Linked DNA regions of Homo sapiens: regions 1, 3, 4 and 5 are each linked to region 2. Evidence: chromatin contacts called from ENCODE Hi-C or POLR2A ChIA-PET data. All regions are on one chromosome and are shown on one strand. The core of a region is the stretch at or near the end of the contact, and the rest is flanking DNA. Distances in the headings are between cores, read along the strand shown.

Evidence for each region. A loop is a pair of places that touch in the nucleus more often than their neighbours do. ChIA-PET counts read pairs that join two places held with the same protein, here RNA polymerase II (POLR2A). Pooled maps may share reads with other maps.
Region 1: a loop to region 2 is called in a pooled map, with 4 times the contacts of the local background. The contact joins the promoter of ATP6V0E2-AS1 here to the promoter of FASTK in region 2. A Hi-C loop is called at or near these places in 1 of 168 maps with a recorded cell type or tissue (naive thymus-derived CD4-positive, alpha-beta T cell), 3 of 37 single-sample maps with no recorded cell type and 11 of 50 pooled maps. POLR2A ChIA-PET finds 5 or more read pairs at or near these places in 1 of 52 experiments (naive thymus-derived CD4-positive, alpha-beta T cell).
Region 3: a loop to region 2 is called in a map of naive thymus-derived CD4-positive, alpha-beta T cell, with 9 times the contacts of the local background. The contact joins the promoter of KMT2C here to the promoter of FASTK in region 2. A Hi-C loop is called at or near these places in 1 of 168 maps with a recorded cell type or tissue (naive thymus-derived CD4-positive, alpha-beta T cell), 2 of 37 single-sample maps with no recorded cell type and 10 of 50 pooled maps. POLR2A ChIA-PET finds 5 or more read pairs at or near these places in 1 of 52 experiments (OCI-LY7).
Region 4: a loop to region 2 is called in a map of CD8-positive, alpha-beta T cell, with 12 times the contacts of the local background. The contact joins the promoter of ZNF746 here to the promoter of FASTK in region 2. A Hi-C loop is called at or near these places in 1 of 168 maps with a recorded cell type or tissue (CD8-positive, alpha-beta T cell) and 5 of 50 pooled maps. POLR2A ChIA-PET finds 5 or more read pairs at or near these places in 1 of 52 experiments (GM12878).
Region 5: a pooled map shows a loop between it and region 2 (11-fold over the local background). The contact joins the promoter of ZNF425 here to the promoter of FASTK in region 2. A Hi-C loop is called at or near these places in 3 of 37 single-sample maps with no recorded cell type and 7 of 50 pooled maps. POLR2A ChIA-PET finds 5 or more read pairs at or near these places in 1 of 52 experiments (GM10248).

What each region holds. Positions count from the first base shown.
Region 1 is chr7:149,872,566-149,876,283 of GRCh38, forward strand. ATP6V0E2-AS1 (ATP6V0E2 antisense RNA 1) reads right to left here and starts at 1,297. Exons shown (of 4, transcript NR_027040.1): 1 at 659-1,297. It overlaps ATP6V0E2 (ATPase H+ transporting V0 subunit e2), which reads left to right and starts at 1,404. Exons shown (of 4, transcript NM_145230.4): 1 at 1,404-1,604; 2 at 3,033-3,080. The coding sequence starts at 1,501. RefSeq lists silencers at 931-1,140, 1,171-1,250, 1,661-1,840 and enhancers at 1,203-2,171, 1,501-1,640.
Region 2 is chr7:151,078,412-151,082,385 of GRCh38, forward strand. FASTK (Fas activated serine/threonine kinase) reads right to left here and starts at 2,398. Exons shown (of 10, transcript NM_006712.5): 1 at 2,274-2,398; 2 at 1,089-1,511; 3 at 431-610; 4 at 151-290. The coding sequence starts at 2,355. TMUB1 (transmembrane and ubiquitin like domain containing 1) reads right to left here. Exons shown (of 3, transcript NM_001136044.2): 2 at 3,764-3,974; 3 at 2,674-3,489. The coding sequence ends at 3,138. RefSeq lists enhancers at 741-1,717, 1,718-2,693, 3,411-3,705 and a silencer at 2,133-2,812.
Region 3 is chr7:152,434,439-152,437,995 of GRCh38, forward strand. It overlaps KMT2C (lysine methyltransferase 2C), which reads right to left and starts at 1,565. Exons shown (of 59, transcript NM_170606.3): 1 at 1,188-1,565. The coding sequence starts at 1,348. It also overlaps the pseudogene FABP5P3. RefSeq lists enhancers at 1-61, 532-581, 622-851 and silencers at 1,332-1,391, 1,772-1,821, 1,912-2,201, 2,242-2,581.
Region 4 is chr7:149,495,713-149,499,198 of GRCh38, forward strand. ZNF746 (zinc finger protein 746) reads right to left here and starts at 2,097. Exons shown (of 7, transcript NM_001394198.1): 1 at 1,801-2,097. The coding sequence starts at 1,824. RefSeq lists an enhancer at 415-1,358 and silencers at 1,492-1,551, 1,792-2,461.
Region 5 is chr7:149,125,039-149,128,782 of GRCh38, forward strand. ZNF425 (zinc finger protein 425) reads right to left here and starts at 1,286. Exons shown (of 4, transcript NM_001001661.3): 1 at 1,158-1,286. The coding sequence starts at 1,175. It also overlaps the pseudogene RN7SL521P and a transcript of ZNF398 not described here. RefSeq lists enhancers at 1-201, 449-1,000, 1,001-1,552, 2,216-2,265 and silencers at 711-884, 1,616-2,055.

The sequences.
Region 1 (3,718 bases), core at 47-2,546, 1.2 Mb before region 2:
CACCCTCTGAATTCTCATAATGGGCATTTGGCTACTTTGATCACAGGGCTCTTAGAACTGCGCTGTCCAGCATTATGATTTTACCAGAATATATCACTCCTCAACTACTTTAGAAACCCCTCGAAGGCTAGGATGGTATTTTATACCTAACAGTTTGGTGTCATCCCACGCCCACCTCCAACTTACATGAATGTTGGAAGGATGGATAGGGAGGTTTCAACTAGAGAACGGAGAAGGGCGGATGTAACTGGTTCTTGATTTCAGAAAACAGCCAGGAGCACACATGGCTGACGGGGTCAGTGCAAGGACAGGCACATTTCCCTTCTGCATCACGTGGGGACTGCGCCTCCCTATGTCATGAAGCCAGGGAATATGTGTGGCCGGCCGCTTGGGGTAGCACTTGTTGCTAGAGATACCGCCTGGAGGCCACTGATCTGTAAAAGGGATCTCTACAGAAGATAGGGATTTTTGATCGCCAGAGAAGAAGGGATATGTGAGATCCAAACGCCGAAGGAGGAAAGCAGGCTCCGTGGTCTCTTCCAGCCCTGATGGAAGAAACTACCGAGCCTTATTATACTAGGTGCTTTCCACATGCCTATTCATTTAATCCTCCAGCAACCTTGTAAGAAGGGCCATCCCATTTTATATTTAAACAAACCTTAACTACTGACGCAAGGAGTCAAGGATCTAATCCCAAAGCCTCTGCCTGGTTCGCTGCAGATGGATGTCCGCGAGGACGCCAGCCCTCCGCCTCCCGCCGGGTCCCTGAACGCCGGCCCGGCCGGTCCAACCTCATTCCGCTTCCCGCCATCGAAACGCGAAGCCCCCGCCTTCCCCCAAACGTCTCAGCGCCGCTGGGGCCTTTCTGGCTGCGCCGCCTCCGACCCCAGGCCCCGGTCCGCGCCCGCCGCTCGCTAGTCCTGGGAGTGAGGAGAACGCGTGCTGAGGACCCGGCCAGAGGGACAGCGGGGACCGCCCTCCCGCTGCGTCTCTGAAAGCGAGGCCGTTCCTCCCGCGTCCGACCCCCGCGGGGCCGTCAGGTTCGGGGCGGCCCAGGCTGCGGGTCCGCAGGGCGCTTCGGGCCGAGCCGGCGCGGCGCGTGAAGGGCAGGGGACGCCCCGAAAGACCGCTGGGGTGGGACCCCAAGCTCCAGGGGTCTTTGGAAATAAGAATGCGGCGTGACGTTGGCTGTGCGGGCGCGGGGCTGACGCGGACCCTATAACCCATCGCCGAAACCGGGCGGCCGCGCCCCTATTCCTCGGCATTTCTCTCTGTCCGCGGCCCTGCTCAGCCAATCAGCGAGTGGGCTCCTAGGCAGGTCCTGAGTGACAGCGCGGCGGGCTGGATCAGGAGATGCGCGTGCGCGGCCCGGCCCGGCTGATCGCTTCGGGTGCTCGACTCCTGTTGCGCATGCTCAGCGCGCTGCCCGGCTGGGGACCCGCGCACCTGCAGCGCCCGCTGCTCGGCCCTGCATCCTGCCTGGGCATCCTGCGCCCGGCCATGACGGCGCACTCATTCGCCCTCCCGGTCATCATCTTCACCACGTTCTGGGGCCTCGTCGGCATCGCCGGGCCCTGGTTCGTGCCGAAGGGACCCAACCGCGGGTAAGGAAAGCGCGCAGGCCCTGCAGACCTCTCCACCCCGGCCCCCTGGCCCGGCTCGCCCCTCCGCCCCGGGGCGGCGGCTTCCTGCTCTGCAGCGAGCGTCCGCAGGAGGGACGCCAGGACCCCGGACGCCACCTCTGAGGTCTCTCTGCACCTGGGTCTCTGACAGCCGGGAACAGGCAGGAGGTGGGGCGAGAGGGCATATCCAGAAGGTAAAGAGGAGAGTGACATTGGAGATGTCTGTCACCCCTCCTGCAGCCAGTAAAGGGCACAAGTGGGCACTGACGCAGTTTCTCCACTCCTTGCTAGCTGTGTGACCTAGAGCCAATATCAAGTCTCAGTTTCTTCATGGGTAAAATGGAGATAATGTCGACTCCTGCCTTAAAAGGCTGCTGTGAGGATGACCTGCGGTAACGCATTTAAAACACCTACCAGTGCGTGACACTTTGTAGGTATGGGATAAGTTTAGCTGGCGTTATTTTTCGAAGGTCCTCTAGCAGATTGCTGCGCCATTCACCAGTTTCTGCTTCATATTATCTTCAGTTACAAAGCACCCTTCCCTTGACTGCATGTTCCCAGGGGCTGGAGTTTGTCCAGTTCACCATTGTCTACTCAGTGCCCAGCCAGGACTGGCACAACCTGCTTAGTAATGTTGAAAAAGGGATCGCGTGCTCCTGTGTCCAGCACCAGCTTGCAGTGCTTTAGATCAAAGATCAAGGGCCTCGTTTGGATTAGAGTTAGCTTTGCCCAAAGGCCGTTTGGACATGTGAGTGCTGCCTTTGTTCTTAAAGACAGGCAGGGTTTGGGATCCCACAGCTTCACTTTGTAAACCATTTTCGTGTCTTGCGTCTCCTGCTATTCTTGGTGAGTTCTTGCTTCAGTTTGACTGAAATTTCTTTTGCTGCACTTGAAGCATCTGTCTCTGGTCTTCTCTGAGTACACGCAAAGTGGCTAGTCCCTGTTCTCTTTGTAACAACTCACTGGGCCTCAGAACTGGCTCACAGTCTGCCTGCTTCTTGCCCTGTCTTCTAGCCTATTGTTTTCCTTCCCCTTGCTCCATGAATTTTGAATTCTACAGACCACTCCCTGTTGGGTTGCCACAAATGCAGCTCTGTGCAGTGCCTTTCCACAACACGTCTGCATTAAGATGGAGCAATATTGGGTGGTAGAGAAGGGAAATGAAGGGAAGGATTCTTAAGGCAACTTGGATGTGGTCAAGGTTGGCCTCTCTGTGAGGTGACACTTTCAGTTTTTATTTTCTGCCTTGCTATTCTTACCCTGAGTAGAACTCAGCCTCCTGTGTCCAGGAGGCATCAGGAAGGCCAATGGAAAAGAGCTCACACCAGGAGCTCTTCTTGCTCTGGTCCTGGCCAGGCCTTGTGAGGTGCTGGCTGCATTTGTTCTGACCCGTGTCCTCTTCTGCTGCAGAGTGATCATCACCATGCTGGTCGCCACCGCCGTCTGCTGTTACCTCTTGTAAGTACTACTCTCCCCAGCTCAAAGTCAGCCAGTTCCTTTGTCCTCCCTCCTTTCCTCCTCACCCTAGCCTGCTCTTCCTTCTGTCCTGGTAGTAAATGCCTCTTGAAAGGCTGAACCTATAAAACAACAGGAGTGGAGGTGGTGTGGAATGGGAAAGAGAGCAGTGGGCCAGAAGTCATGAACCCTGGGCTCTGGATCTGGCTCTGCCCCCAGAGTTCTGGCCCCCATGGGCTGTAGTTTTCTCACCTGGGCAAGGAAGGAGGCAGGCCACCTCAGTGCTGTCTGTGCCTGACTGGGTCACCTGGAGTGATTGTTCAAACACAGTTTTCAGGCTGCACCCTACACCCATGAAATTACAACTCTCGAGATCTGCACTTGGGAATTCCTGTTGTTCATGAATGCCCCCAGGTGACTGGAATGCAGCCATCTTAGAACCACTAGGTGAGAGGCCAGACGTGGCGGCTCACGCCTGTAATCCCAGCACTTTGGGAGGCTGAGGTGGGTGGATCACGAGGTCAGGAGTTCGAGACCAGTCTGGCCAACATAGTGAAACTCCGTCTCTACTAAAAATACAAAAATTAGCCAGGCCTGGTGGCGCGTGCCTGTAGTCCCAGCTACTCAGGAGGCTGAGGCAG
Region 2 (3,974 bases), core at 1,148-3,647:
ACAGAAAGGGTGTAGAAAAGATGCAGGTCCCAGGGGACAGAGAGGGTGTGTCTGCTTCAGGAAAAGGATAGCCGAGCTGCACGAGGCGCTGGGCCTGACAAGGTCCCTGAGAATGACAGAGATGCACTGGAGGGTGGGTGGCAAGCCCACCTTGCTGCTGAGTTGCGTTTCCTGAACCACCAGGAAGTGGGCAATGGCTTCCAGAAGCTGGGGCTCCCGCAACCGGTGCCGGGCCAGGTGCTGGGCCAGGAGCACCATCACGTGGGGAGTCAGTTCCTCTGGCCTTGCCTCTGTGAAGAGCAGCCTGTCACGCTGGGCCTCAGCCGGACCTCCGGCTGGCTCAATTCCACCTCAGCCCAGCCAACTGAGCCCACCTTCCTCCTCCTGTCAGCCCTCCCCACCCCCATCTGATTTTAACCCCCTCCAGCACCTGCCAGGCTGCTGATCAGATGCTGCCGTGGATACCGCAGAAAACGGGGGCAGCTTAGAGCAGCTTCCAACCCTTGCCCACCTCGGAGAAGGGGCTGCAAAGGGGGAGGTGGCTTCGGAGGGAGGCGGAGCCTTCGCTCCTGTTCCAGGGCACACACCAGGGGACCATCAGATGGAAAGCCTGAGGGGGAGAGGTAAAAGGCAGCCTGGTAACAGAGCTGTGCTGCTGTTCTTATCATGGGGTTACTTGGTGAATTCTCCACCTTTCTCCTCTCCCGTTTCCTGAGCGGGAAGGTGTGCTAGAGTTTAAGTGCAAACACTAGAGACATGTAAAGTATCATGTGGCTATGAGGTATCGAAACGGTTTGTAGGGAGTACATACAAAGATGGCAAATAGGCTTTCATCTCATACCAATTGTGACAAATTATGGTGGCTTCCTAGGGCACTCTATTAGCAGGAATCTGGGGTGGCACCCTAGCGAGGCCGGAAGGAGTGCGTTCGACTCATGATGTCTGCCGCAGACATAGGACGGGAGCAGGAGCAAGCGTTCCTGGGCAAACGCCTGAGAGGCTGGGTCTCTGTCCGTGGTCCTCTACTGTTCTCCCTATTCTTCATTAACACCTAGCCCCCCAGGCGCCCACCTCAAGCCCCTCCTCACCAAGTAAGACTGCAAGGTGCAGACACACGTGGATGGTGTGAATGTCAAAGGAGGGGCAGTTTCGGATGATGAGCTGACTCAAGTCCTGCAGTGTGACCTGCTCCACAGGAGGGGGCCGTGGCCGAGACCCCAAGAGCTGGCCCAGACGACGAAGCGCCACCGAGTAGTGGTGGGCGCGCACCTTGCTGGGGTTCTGGCCCAGCCAGCGCAGCAGCTCCCCAGGGCTCTTCGCCTGTTCCAGAAGCCGCTGCAGTCCTTGCACAGGACCTGCACTGGGGCCTCCTCCAACAGGCCGGTCCCCCCATTTGCTGGGCCCCAAACAGCAGGGCTGTACTGGAGGGATCAGCAGCAGGCCAGACAGCCGAGCAGGGGAGGTCTGAGCAGAGAGCAGGACTCGAAGCATGGAGTTGGGTGATGGAGACCCTGAGGGGCAGCCCAAAAAAGGGGGTGAGGTTTTCTCCAAAGGGGAGAAAGACCTGCTACCTACTGCTTACCTCACTCCTCATTTAGGGGGCCTGTGGTCAGAGCAAGCCTTTGTGACTGCTCTGGGCCTCTTCCCCACCCCGCCCCTCTGCCTCCTTCCACGCCTTTGAAACAGCAATCATAATCCTCAGTGCGCTCAGCGCAGCACTACTTGCAAAGCAATTCCACATGCACCATCTCTGATGCTCCTTACACGCCCATGAAGAGTAGGCAGGGCTGGCATTACCTCATTTCACCGGTGGAGAAACGCAGGCCCAGAGCAGCGAAGGGGTTAAGTTAAGCCCGAGGTCATTAACCGGGTTAGTGGTCGCGCCCAGTCTGGAGCCCAGGCGGCACCGGCGTGCACTCTCCCGACCACCTCCCTCTCCCACAGGAGGCGGCGGCGGCACAGAGGGTGGAACGCGGGCTCCGCGGCTGGACGGTGCTGGGTTCCATGCTGGGCGCTCCCACTCACCAGCGGCGTGACCTTGGACAAGTGGCTTCGTCTCTCTAAGTCTCCTCACCCGTGAAATGAAAACGCAGCGCCCACCTCGCAGGGCGCGCGTGGAGCCCGAGTGCACCGCTTTGCGATGGCGCGGAGTCGGCGAAGTCGGGGGCCCCAACACCCACCCCGGCCCAGGGACGCCAGGAGACCGTGGCCGCTGCCGCTAACACCAGCTCCCGCTGCCCTCCCGCAGCCCTCCCCGCAGGCGCCACCCCTACATGACTCCCCGGGCCCTGCGCAGGTCGCTCCCTCAGTCGGTCTCGGGGCCCGGGGGCCGGGTTCCCCCCGCGGCCTCCTCATCGGCTAGCCACCGAGTCCGCCATCTTCCCAGCAGCCCCTAGATAGCCGCCCGGACGCCAATCCCGAAGCAGCTATCGGTCTTCGGAGACGTGGCTCCCGGCAGGCACTGCGAGCCAGGGAGCCGCGAGCCCCGCCCGCGGGAAGTGCGCGCCCGGCGCCGAGGGCGGGGCCACGGAGGCCGGCGCCAAAGCCAGAGCAGAACGCTGGGGAGAAGGGAAGGCGGAGGGCCAGACCCCAGGCGCAGTCCGTGCCCTTCTCTCCCAAGGGGCGAGGACTCCCCGCCCGCCAGCCCGCACACACTCAGACACACTGCAAGAGTGAAAACTTCACAGTTACTTTAATCTGCACGGGTTCCGGGGAACTCCTCTGCCCCTCCCCGCTCCCCTTCACCAGCCTCCCACCGACCTGGCGTCCCCAACTCAGCCCAAGGAGCTGTCAGGGATTGGAGGCGGCTGGGTCCTCCGGCAGAACACTAAGACGGGCCCCCGGGGCGGCCCGGCTCTGCCCGGGGCCGAGGCAGCGACAGCAGATGCCCGACCCCGAGGAGCCCACTCCCAGTGCGGGCTGAGGGTCAGCAGCCCCGGGAGGTGGCCCCGAGCCCCGGCGGTCGCAGGGCGGGGCCTCCGCCAGTCCCGGGAGTCCTCTGCGGCGCAGGGCTGGGCTCCAGGGCGGCGGGAAGAGGCAGGCCGGAGAGGCGGGCCTGGGCAGGCAGCAGCTCCCGCCGCGGCGCGGGGAGCAAGGTCCGGAGGGGCCGGCGACGCTGCCAAGCGCCCGCGGAGGCACTACGGGCGGTACATGGCAAAGGCCAGGAGACTGAGGAGCAGGGTGAAGCCGGCCAGGCCCAGAGTGGCGGTCAGGGGAAAGAAGGGCCGGTACTGGATCTGGCAGTACCAGAGCAGCAGCAACAGCAGGAGCAGCAGGGGCAGCAGCAGGCTGCCGATTTCCAGCCCGGAGGGGCCGGGCTCGGACCCCGGCGGGCAGGGGGGATTTGGGGGACCGACTCTCGTGGACACGTGGCAGTGGAGAACGCAGTTGGGAGGGAGGTGAAGGCTGCCCAGGGTCTGGGTGTCGTCGCCTAGCAGCTGCCCTTGGTAGATGAGTCGCACCTGCTGTTCCCGGCCGGGAAACTGGGTCCTGAGGAGAGAGGGACCTGGGTAAGAGAGCAGGCCTCAGGCAATCCTAGTCCCTGGCCCCGGAACAGCACTCCCACCCTCCCCCTGCCCTCCACAACACACCGGCCCTGGCCTGGGAGGGGCCGTCTGCCAGGGGAACAAGTACAGTTGTGATCTGGGGCGCTCAGCGCCTCCAGTATAAAGGAGGGCTGGGTCTTAGGTGTCTCTGGGGGCCTTCTGCGACCACTCTCCCAACCCCTGTCTTTAGCATTGCTCCTGCCTCTTGACCTACTTACCTTTTCAAGGAGCCAATGGTGTCGTGGGGCCAGGCCCTGGCCACCTGCTCTGAATCATTGAGGAATTTCAGCCGTAGCACGAGGGGCTCCTGCGGGGAGTCCGGGGCTGGCGGTGTTGCTGTGAACCCCGTGCTGGGCTCTGGCTGTGCAGCTTGACCTCTGTGTCTCAGGCTGGGGGTCTCTGCCCCTGGGGCCTCCCCTCTCATGCTGT
Region 3 (3,557 bases), core at 315-2,814, 1.4 Mb after region 2:
CACGCTACTATTTTTACTACAAATCACCAAACAACAATACTATTACTAAGTGAATGCACCCGAACCAAAGAAACAGCCTATCCATAAACGTGCTGGCTTCCTTCACGTCCCAGCGCACCCTTCCACTCCCGACAGTTCAATGAGAATATCATCTCACGAAATGAGTAAGCACACACGCCATTCTACAACTTCGAGAGACATTCACAGTTCTTCCACGGCACACGCGAGAGCCACAGAAGCCGAGCAGTTCGCTGGCACTAAAACGGTGTCTTAATTTACAAGCAAAGCCGTCAAATAACCGTTCTGTAAGAAGACATTTCTGGTCCTCTAATAAGCTGGGGTCCAGCCCTACTGTACGCTCAAAGGCAGGCGACCCTATTCCCAAGCCCCTTACAGCTAAGACTTACGAGGGAAGCGACATTTACATCTGCACTCTCTCCGAATAAGTGCTCTTGGTATTCTGCCTTACGAGGGGACGCTGGCTACGTCTCCAAAACTTAGGCAGGCCGTTCCCCGAAGCTGGGGGATCCCACAGGACTTGTGCTTTCGGAGCCCGGGAGTGCGGTGCTGGGTGTTGGGGGAGGGGGGAGGAAGAAGTCAAATGGCTTCCTAATATATCATCAAAAGAAGAAAACACAGGTTTGGGACCAGGAAAAGTTCCAGGAGCAAGTCGCTGACAAACAAAAGCTGCACTCGCCCGGCCGCTTTCTTCTCGCCCCCAGCCCGCGCCCCGAGACCACCTGGCCCGGGCGTTTTGACAGCTCCGAGAGTTTCCCGAGCGCCGACGGCTCGGCGGTTCGCCCGGAGTCCGTCCGGGGACTACCTGGGCGCGCTCCGGGCTTGTTTTCTCAATGATCCAGCTAGGCCAAGACGCGGCTACGAGAAATTTCTCCAAAAGAAGAGTCGCGGAGAAGACCCAGTGAAAAGGCCCGACTGAAAAGTAAAGTGTGCGGAGCCGGGCGCCGGCGGGAGCCCGGGCGGGCGGCGCGGAGCGGGGGAGGCCGGGCGCGGGCGGCTACCGAGGGGCGCGGGGCCGGGGCCGGGAGCCGCCACCGCCCGCGGGCCCGCCCCGCCCCCACCCCGCCGGGGGGCGCCGGGGCGCGGAGGCCGCGGGGCGGGCGCCCGGTGACAGCTCCGGCCCGGCGCCGCCGCTGGCTCCCGGCCTGGCTCCCTCGCACTCAACTTACTTCTTTCTGGCTCTCTGGAAAGGGGAAGCGCCATCTTTGCGAGGCCGGCCCCGAGGTCTTTTGTCTGCGGCTGCGGGGCTCGGGGCCGGGGCTCCAGGCTCCTCGGGGGGTGGTGGCGGCGGCTGCGGCTGCTCCACGCTCTTGTCCTCCTCCGACGACATCCTAGTCACCAGGAAAGACACATGGATCCCGGTCCTCCTCCTGGGGGGCTCCCGCCGCCGCGGCCGCCGCCGCCGCCGCTGCTGCTCGGGTTCCTCCTCCCCGGCTCAGCCTCTCGCATTTCCCGCAGCCCCGGGAGCAGCAGCAGGTACCGGGAGAGGCGGCAACATGGAGCGAGCAGGACACGCACTCACACACATCGGCGCGGGCGCGCGCACCTCCGCGCGCAGGGGCCGGGCGGGGGGCGGCGGGCGGGGCGGGCGGTGCGGGGCGGGCGGGGCCGGCGGGTGCGGGCGGGCGGGGCAGCCGGGCGGGCGGGCGGCGTGAGGGGCGCCGGCCCCCGGGGTCTCCGCCCGCGGCCCCTCCCCCGAGCCGCCCGCGGCAGGAGGAGAAAGGGGCCCGGCGCGGGGAGGGCCGGCCGCGGGGCCCGGCGGGGGCGGCGAGGGGGTCGCGCCCCCGGCCGGCCGCCCCTCCCCCGCGCGTCAGGCCCGTCAGGCCCGGGCGGCGGCGGCGGCGAAGTTTTGACAGCTGCTCCAGTGGCGGCGCTGGGCGCCGGGCCGCGGCTCGCTCCTCACACTCGCTCTCTCACACACGCTCGCTCGCTCTCCCGGAGCAGGGGAGGAGGAAGTTTTGCGGGTGTGCTTGGACCCCACACACACGCCGCGCGACCGTGGCCGTCGCGCGAGGCCCGCGCCGGGGATCCCCCGGGGCGACCCGCACCACAGACCTCTCCAACTCGCAGCCGTCGCGCCCACACACCGCCGCCTCGACGGCCCCCGCCCGCTCCCCCACACTCGGCCCCTCGCCCGCCCCCCGCGCGCCGCCGCTGCCACTCACGGGCCTCGCTCCGCGCATGCGCCGCTCCCGCCGCCCGCGGACGCGCCGCCGCCGCTGACCTCACCGCCCCTCCCCCTCCCCCCCGGGTTCCCTCCCCCTGTGACGCGGCGGCCGGGCCCAGCCGCGACTCCGGCTCCGGCTCCGGCTCCGGCTCGGGAGGTAGCCAAGCTGTGGACCCAGAGATCCGGGATCGGGATCGGGGAACTGCGGGCGAGGGCGGGAGGGAGCCGCGGACACACGCCGAGGCGGCCGCGGTCGCCCGGCGCAGCCCGGCGCGAGGAGCAAATGTGCGCCCGCACGGCGAGGGCAGCCCGGGCTTCGCTGGTTCTCGCCGAGGTCTTTCCTCGTAGCGCCCACACTACGGGGAGGAAAAGGAATGGAGTCAACTTCGTTCGAATCCAACGCCAGTTAGTTTCCTTATTATAACGTCATTTTTTTTAATCCAGAAAAGGTTCATAAGGATGTAAGACGAAAAGAACGATGACAGCTCGAGAAATAAAACGGTTAGAGACAAAATAAGCCAATAAAAACCCAACCACTTGATTTTAACGTTCAGTGTGTTGTGATGAAGAGGCAAAAATCGAAGTACTTCTAAGCCACCTCTCATAATATGTAAAAATGGTAAAAAGAAAAATGGGGCTAGAATCCGCCTGAAAAATGCACTTTCTCAAGAAGGACAGTTACAAATATGGGATTCTGGATTTCTCAGGCTAATACCTAACACTTGGACGATGATCTATTCTGTGCTTTCCATTCACTATCGATTAGTTTATGAGAGTGAAAAAATTCTAGATTTGAATGGGGGGAAATAGTAAGACCTATCAACCATTTGTGAAGGATTGGGGTAAACTATCATTTAATAAGCATCTACTTTGGGCCTAGCGTTAAGAGGCACACTCTCATGTTGATTTCTTTTGATCTTCGCAGTGTAGTTTTAGTGTAAGGTAAAAAAAAATAGGCTCCTTTTCCAGCGATGTTTGCTTTCCCTTCTAGTAGCTAGGATGTTAACTTTAAACTGTGTCTTCTACTTGGGCAAAATACACACACTTTGATTCCCAGAGCCTATTCTAAATGAAAGCATAATTTTTTGAAATGGCTGAAATGAGGAATAACGTCAGATAGTCATTTGAATACCTTCAGGGTTTAATCCCTGCTGGCTCTTTCAAATTTACTAAATTTATAACCAAAGGAAATTTGGGATTGAGGAGGAGGCTGGCATGGTAAATGCAAACTAGAAATTAAAAGTGCCTGACGATTACACATAGAAATACAACATATATGTGACTAGTGATAAACATATGATGTGATCTAGTGAAAGTTTACTCAGTACAAATTTGAAAGCACCCTTTCTTTTTTCATTTTCTTCAGCACATT
Region 4 (3,486 bases), core at 847-3,346, 1.6 Mb before region 2:
TGCGGATGGACAGCTCAAAAAATAGAGACAAAAGGAGAGTTTGAGCAGAGGGAGAAACAAACTTGTCTAGGACAGTGCTTAAGATACTATCTATTTGGAAGGAAGCAGGACCCAAAGAAGGTAGGACTCTAAGGGGTCTTCAAGGCTGGGAGATTCTGGACAAGCTGAACTGTTTCTAGGCGAAAACCCCAATGCGGGTGGGAGTCTTGCTCTCAAGGAGTAGGTGGTCCTACAGCACCTGGGTGGGCCAGCGTGGTTCTGGGCTTGAGTCCACCCTCCACCTAAGGCCACTGTTCCTTCCCTCACCTCTCCTTTCTCAGATCAATCCCTGTCACGTGATCCCAGACGCCAAGAGTTTACTCCAGAAGCTTCCTTTCAACTGGTCACCAGCTCCTTATCCACTGAAATCCTACCCATCCTCCACGTGCATTATTATGGGCTTTGTGTGGCATGAAAGGGACCTCTGCTAAACTACTTTATTAAGAAAATATTAGTCTTTTACTCATGGACAACAAGGTGCATGGTTTTCTTACAGTTCTGATGGGGCCAGGAAACCCTGTGTAAGGTCTTCACACTATGTGGTGGGAGGTGGCGACTGTGCGCTGCTCACTCCAGCCCAGCTTCTTACTGACAAGTGGCTGGAATATGTGGGGCTGTCCTTGGACTCCTGCCAGGGGAGCTGAAACTCTTTGCTTGAGAGGAGCTGATGGTAAGAGGAGCCGGATCCCTCATCCACTGCCCACCCGCAGGATGAAGTCCAGGCATGCAAACCCCTTCTTAGTCTCTCTCTGCAGACTCCTTTCCCACTGCCTCCAAACCAAAACCATCTTCTCCAGGCTCATGGACTCCTTTCTGTGCCTGCACACGCCCTGCACTGTCCCGTCTCTCTGCGCCTTTGCCCAGGCACTCCTCCCTCCCTGAAAGCACCACCGGTCTAGCTGGGCCTGAAATCCTAGCCTTCCCTAAAAGCCCGGCTCAAATCACAGAGGCGCAGAGCATCAGGCCAGGAGGGGTGGACAGCGGTACCAAGAGGCCCCCTGACACTCCTTCCCCCGGAGCCCACCGCAAGCTTCCACCTGGGCGCCAGCACTCACCCCTTTCTGTTTTGCACGATTATTGCCCGCGTACCTGCCTGCCTGGTCCTTGAACACACAGCCACTGTGTGTCTTTTCACACTTTCCAGCTGGGTAAGCCTGGGCAAGTTAAGTTCTCTAGGCCCCGGGTTTTTCTTTTGTATGACAGAGATTAACACCAGTACCCATCCCACAGGCTTGCTGTGAGGACAGACTAACGCCTCAACAGGGCTTGTGGAAGTGCGTGGCTCTATATTCCCTTCCGCGCCGACCCCGGGAAGCTGGGCACGTAGTGGGAGTCGGTGTATGCGGATTCGAAGCCGGACACCTCCCAGGTGCCACCAGGCCGCTGCGGGGGAGATGGAGAGGGACCTACAGGCCGAGCGCCAGGCAGAGAAAGGAGCCGCGGGTGGGGGGGCACCCAGAAGGAGGGGACAGCGGCTGGGGCGGGGGCAGGAAGCCCCGGAGGGCCCAAAGAACTTGGCGTGGGGCGGCCCGGGGCGGGGACAACCGTTCCGCCAGCGCTCGGGTTCGGCTCGGAGTGGGGGCCCGGCCGACGGGCGCAGTAGGCCCCGGCGGACCCCGCGCCCCATTCGCGGGAGCCCCAGGCCCGGTGGTCCGGCCCGGACCCCGGAACCCCTCCCCAGGGCCTGCGGCGCCGTGTGCCGGGGCCGGGCCGCCTGGGGCCCCCAGGCCGCGAGTCCCTGCGCGCGCGGGTCGCCCTTACCGGAGCCGCGACCGCCTCGGCCATGGCCCTGCGCTGTCCCGCCCGGCCCGGAGGAAGTCGTCGTCGCCGCCGCCGCGCGCGGCACCACGCAGGCCCGGCCGCCCGGTGCTCTCCGCAGGCGGCGCCTGCCTGGCCTTTCCTCTGCCGCCGCTCCTCGCTGGCTGCCCCTGCGCCGCGCCGCCCGCAGTCGCGCCGCCTCCGTCAGCGCCCGGCCGGTCCACACTGCATCCTGGGAGCCGGCGCCGCGGCCCGGCAGACGAAGGCCCGTGAGGCTTCCTGGAGGCAGCGCGGCCGCACAGCCCCACCTGCAGCCTGAGAGGCGAACGGCAGGCGCTGCGCCCGCCTGCCCGCGGCCCCGCCCCGCCCCGCCCAGCCCCGCCCGCGGGGCCCGACGGGAGGACCTAGCGACCCCGGGCCGACCCCGCGACCCCGCGACCCCGCGACCCCGGCCGGACTGCCGAGCGCGGGGGGAGTCACTGCGCTGGCCCCGCGGCCCAGCCCGAGGACTCGGTTATTGAAAGGGTCCCCCTCATGGGACCCGCCTGGCCGCGCCCGCGGGCGAGCACGGGCTTCCGGGCAGGGCGTCCCCCGGGTGACCGCGGCCAGGGCGGCCCCCTCGCCCTGGGATGCCCGGCTCCCCTTCCCCCGCCCCACGGGCACTTCTGCTGCCCGAGGTCCTGGGTCTGGAGGTTTAGGCTATTTTGGGGAGGACAGATGTAACTCATGCCCACCTGTGTTTGAAATGGAATAAATACTTCCAACAACAGGAATATAGTTCGGTAAACCCCGGTAGGCAACCACTTAGCATTTTCTGTAATGGGTTTATTACAGTAAATTTTTTTAATGGCATGAGCAATGGGACGCAATACCATCATTTAAAATGATTTCGGTGAAGGTCTTGGTAGGAACAGATGTTCATGATGTTTTAAGAGAAAAAGCCTGTCCAGGACGATCCTGTCTTTGTTTTAAAAATAACATTTTAAAACAATATAGGACATATGTAGCGTCATATACTGCGTACATGTATAATTACAGTTTTGAAAAGTTTGGAAGCATATATATCAACATGGCCTCAGTAGTTCTATTAAAGGTCTATTCCTTTAATAGACCACGGGCCGTTTTTATGCCTTTTCTAATTTTTTCCAATTCATGTTTTTATTTTTCCATGACAAGGATAGTATTTTTAAACAAGGAGAGAAAAATAAAAATTTAAATGTTCTCAAAGAGGCCAACCAGAGCAGGGGAAGGAGGGCGCCTTGGACGGGCCCCCACGTAGTTTCAGAGGCTCATTGCCTTTCAGGAACACGACTTGCTCATCTGTGTATTCCCCAAGACTAACTAGCCAACTGCCTAGCACACACTGATAAGAAAATATGTGAGAGATCTGTAATCTTTTTCAAAGAAGGCAGACCTTACAGAATAGATAAAATTTGAGCTGGATCTTGAAGAATTGGCAAAATATTGATAGGCAGAGAGCATTTCAGACCAGAGGGTGGTAGTAGAGGTGTGAGCTGGATGACAGCCCAAAAAAAAATTGATGTAGGAAGATATAAAGCATTTTAGGGCCGGGCGCAGTGGCTCACGCCCGTAATTCTAACACTTTGGGAGGCCAAGATGGGTGGATTGCCTGAGCTCAGGAGTTTGATACCAGCCTGAGCAACATGACAAAACCCCGTCTCTACTAAA
Region 5 (3,744 bases), core at 36-2,535, 2.0 Mb before region 2:
GAGAGGAATATTCCAGGAGATTCCCAATCACTTAAAGAGGAGAGAAAAAAAGAAAGCCTGGCTGTAGAAACAAAGCTTGGAGAAATCAGAAAAGAATCTGTACCTGCCAAAGGAGGGTGGGGAAAAGGAGTGGGAAGCAAAAGGGAAGAATCAAATGCAAATAAGGAGCATTACATTCCTAAGATTATAAAATTTCATTGGGGGCACAAGAAAAACTTGCACACTTAAGCAAGTTATACTTAACTGAATGTAACAGGGTTTCTTGGATTAAGCCTCAGGATACGCCTTTCAAACTCTAAAACCGGTGCTCAAATTTTCAATACTACATTACAATACTACAGCATTTACGGTAAATTCGATTTACGCTAACCACCCAATTCATTTTAAGTTTTCTGTCCTTTCCTAGAGGGAGCGGTCTCCAATTTCTCTCAGTTCCAGCTTTCCTTCTCCTTTTTCTCATCTGCTTAACACTGATGTGCTTCTCTGAAACTACCTTCAGCAGGAGAGCACGGGCCCCAGAGAGACCCCGAGGTTCAGAGCCCCGACACTGAAGGCAGGGACAGCGTTGTTGATCTGAGCCTACAACAGGCCGAGAAACAGATCTTTCCCACCCGGATTCTTTCTCCCAAACCAACTTTTATTTATGTATTAAACAGACGGGGTCTGGCTGTTGCCCAGGCTGGAGGGCAGTGGCTATTCACAGGCGCGATCCCACTAACGATCAGCACTGGGGTTTTGCCCTGCTCGGTTTCCGAGCTGGGCCGGTTCCCCCTCCCTGGGGAACCTGGTGGTCCCCGCTCCCGAGAGGTCACCACACAGATGCAGAACTCAGAGGCACCGCGCGACGGACCTAGCGCATATACAGCGCAGAGCTCCCGGGCTCAAGCGCTGCTCCCGCCTCAGCCTTCCGAGTGGCCGGGGCCACAGACGCGCGCGGCCAAGCCCGGCCAGACCAGCTTTTCCCCAGGTCAATTCCAGAACAGCACACGCAGCAAGACTGCACCTTCTCCAGCCCAGCCCGGAGCTCAGTCCGTGGGCCACTGCCAACCCCCAGGCCCAGGCCCCGGCCGCCCCACTCCCTGGACGCGGACCCCAATCCAGCTGCGACAGGGACCCGAGTTTCGACAGAGCCTGCATCCTCCACCGGCCCTTCTTACCGAAGCCGGCTCGGCCATGGCGGTTCCGCACGAACCGGCCCTGCCTGGCACGGCCTCCCCTCCGCTCCGCCCCAACCCAACTCCCAGGTACAGCCCTGCTGGCCCCCAAAGGCAGAGCCGGCCGGGCGCGGTGCATGCTGGGACTCGGCGCTCGGAAGCGGAAGCCGCTCCGCCCCATAGCGCCCCCTGCGGGCGGGAGGAGCGGCGCCGCCAGAGGGAGTCGGTCCTCAGAGGAGGGGCCCGGGCACCCTCCGTGCGGGCCGCAGCACGCCGGTCTTTGAGGGACCCTTGGACTCCCGGATCTGCATGCGAGGGATGCGGTCGAAGACGAGATGAGGGAGCTGACGGGAGGGGAAACGGAGGGGCAGGTGAACATGGAGAGAGCAGGAACAGGGAGAGAGTAGGGACAGCGACTGGGAGACGCGCTCCACAGAAACCCGGACTGAGAGGCAGCGAGAGGGTGAGAGTCCGGTGCTGTTCCTTCCAAAGCTGCCCCCAAGTCAGGGATGAGCTCGAGGGTTTCGTTTGTGAGGGGGTCCCGGGAATCCAGCGAGGCCGGGTAGGTGGTGGGGGGCGCGCGGTGGCCCGGGGTGTCCGTCCCGCCGGGGGCGCGGAGGCCGTGTGGGCCCCGGGCATGTCCCGTCGGGGACGCGGAGGAGGGGTCCGCCCACCACGTCCGGTCCCCGTGGGTGCAGCGCCCTTCTGGGCTCCCCGAGCGTCCACACTCCCTCCTTGGCAGAGAAAGGCCTCGGGCAGAGACCCCATGCGGAAGCCACCCCGGCCTCGGGGCCGCCTGCGGGGACTCAGGGTCGCCCAGGGATGCGGGCCGGGCACCCCTAGCCCCCGGCGGGAGACTGTGACAGAGCGGGAGAAGACGGAGGAGGCCATGACACAGGGCGTGAGAAACACGAAGACGCAAAAACGGGAGAGGTGGGAAGACGCAGAAGGGGAAACCAGGGAGAGACAGAAAGGAGAGAGAGGGCAAGGAAGGGGGTGGCGACTGTCCCCAGAAAATCAACCTCGCATTCTGTCCTAGTCATGTTTTAGGTGTCAGGCTAAAGTAACAAATGAAAAGTGTGTAGTTAGAAAGGATGTCCATGAGAAAGTAGTCCCTGCATAGGCTGAGGAGCGTGTGCACATCTGTATTTGTCCCGGAATCGTGAAATGTAGATGCACCTTACTGATTAAAGGGTTAAAAAAAAAAAACCTTACATTAAAACTAACGTTTCGGATGGGCGCGGTGCCTCACGCCTGTAATCCCAGCACTTTGGGAGGCGGAGGCGGGCGGATCACGAGGTCAGGAGAGCGAGACCATCCTGGCTAACGGCGAAACCCCGTCTCTACTAAAAATACAAAAAAAAAAAAAAAAAAAATAGCCGAGCGTTGTGGCGGGCGCCTGTAGTCCCAGCTCCTAGGGAGGCTGAGTCGGGAGAGTGGCGTGAACCCGGGAGGCGGAGCTTGCAGTGAGCCGAGATCGCGCCACTGCACTCCAGCCTGGGCGACAGAGGGAGACTCCATCTCAAAAAAACCAAAAACAAACAAACAAAAAAACTAACGTTTCTTTGGGTGTAAAGTTCTATGAATTTTCACATATGTATGTATACGTGTAGTAACCACTGTAACCAGGATACGGAAGAGCCCTGTCCCACCCTGAAACTCCTTGTGCTGCCATTCTCTTCTGTGCTTCATTTGCTTTATGGTCACTCCCTCCGACACCTGGATCCTTGGCAAGGACTGATCTGCTCTTGAAACCTAGTTTTCTCTTTTTAGAAATGGTATATAAATGGAATCATACAGTATGATATAACCTTTTGTGACTGGCTCCTCAAAAGCGTAATGCTTTTGTGATTCATCCATGTTTACGAAGAGTCAAACTGTAAAATATTTAGAAGTTTATTCTGAGCCAAATATGAGTGAGGAAGGCCAAGGTACTGTCTGAAGAGGTCCTAAGAACATGTATCCAAGGTGGTTGGGTTACAGCTTGATTTTACACGTTTTGGGAAGACTTAAGACATCAGTCAATACATGTAAAGTGTACACTGGTTCTGTCAGGAAAGGCGGGACAACTCCAAGCGGTGCTTACAGGTCACAGGCGGATTCAGCGATTTTCTGATTGGCAATTGGCTATCTGAAGACCAGGTTCATAGAAAGGAGTGTCTGGGTTAAGATAAGGGGTTGTGGAGACCAAGATTCTTAGGATGTCTCATAGTGACTGTCTTTAGATGGCAAAAATTTCCTATTTAAACCTTTAAAAGGTGCTAGATTCTCTGGCCGGGCGCAGTAGCTCACGTCTGTAATCCCAGCACTTTGGGAGGCTGAGGCAGTAGGATTGCCTGAGCACAGGAGTTGAAGACCAGCCTGGGCAACATGGCGAAACCCCATCTCTACAGAAAATACAAGATTTTGTCAGCACAGTGGCAAAGACGTTAATCTCAGCTATTTGGGAGGCAGAGGTGGGAGGATTACTTGAGCCTGGGAGGCGAAGGTTGCAGTGAGCACAGATTGTGCTGACACTACAGCCTGGGTGAGAGAGGAAGACAGAGGGAGACTCTGTCTCAAAAAAATAAAATAAAATAAAATAAAATTA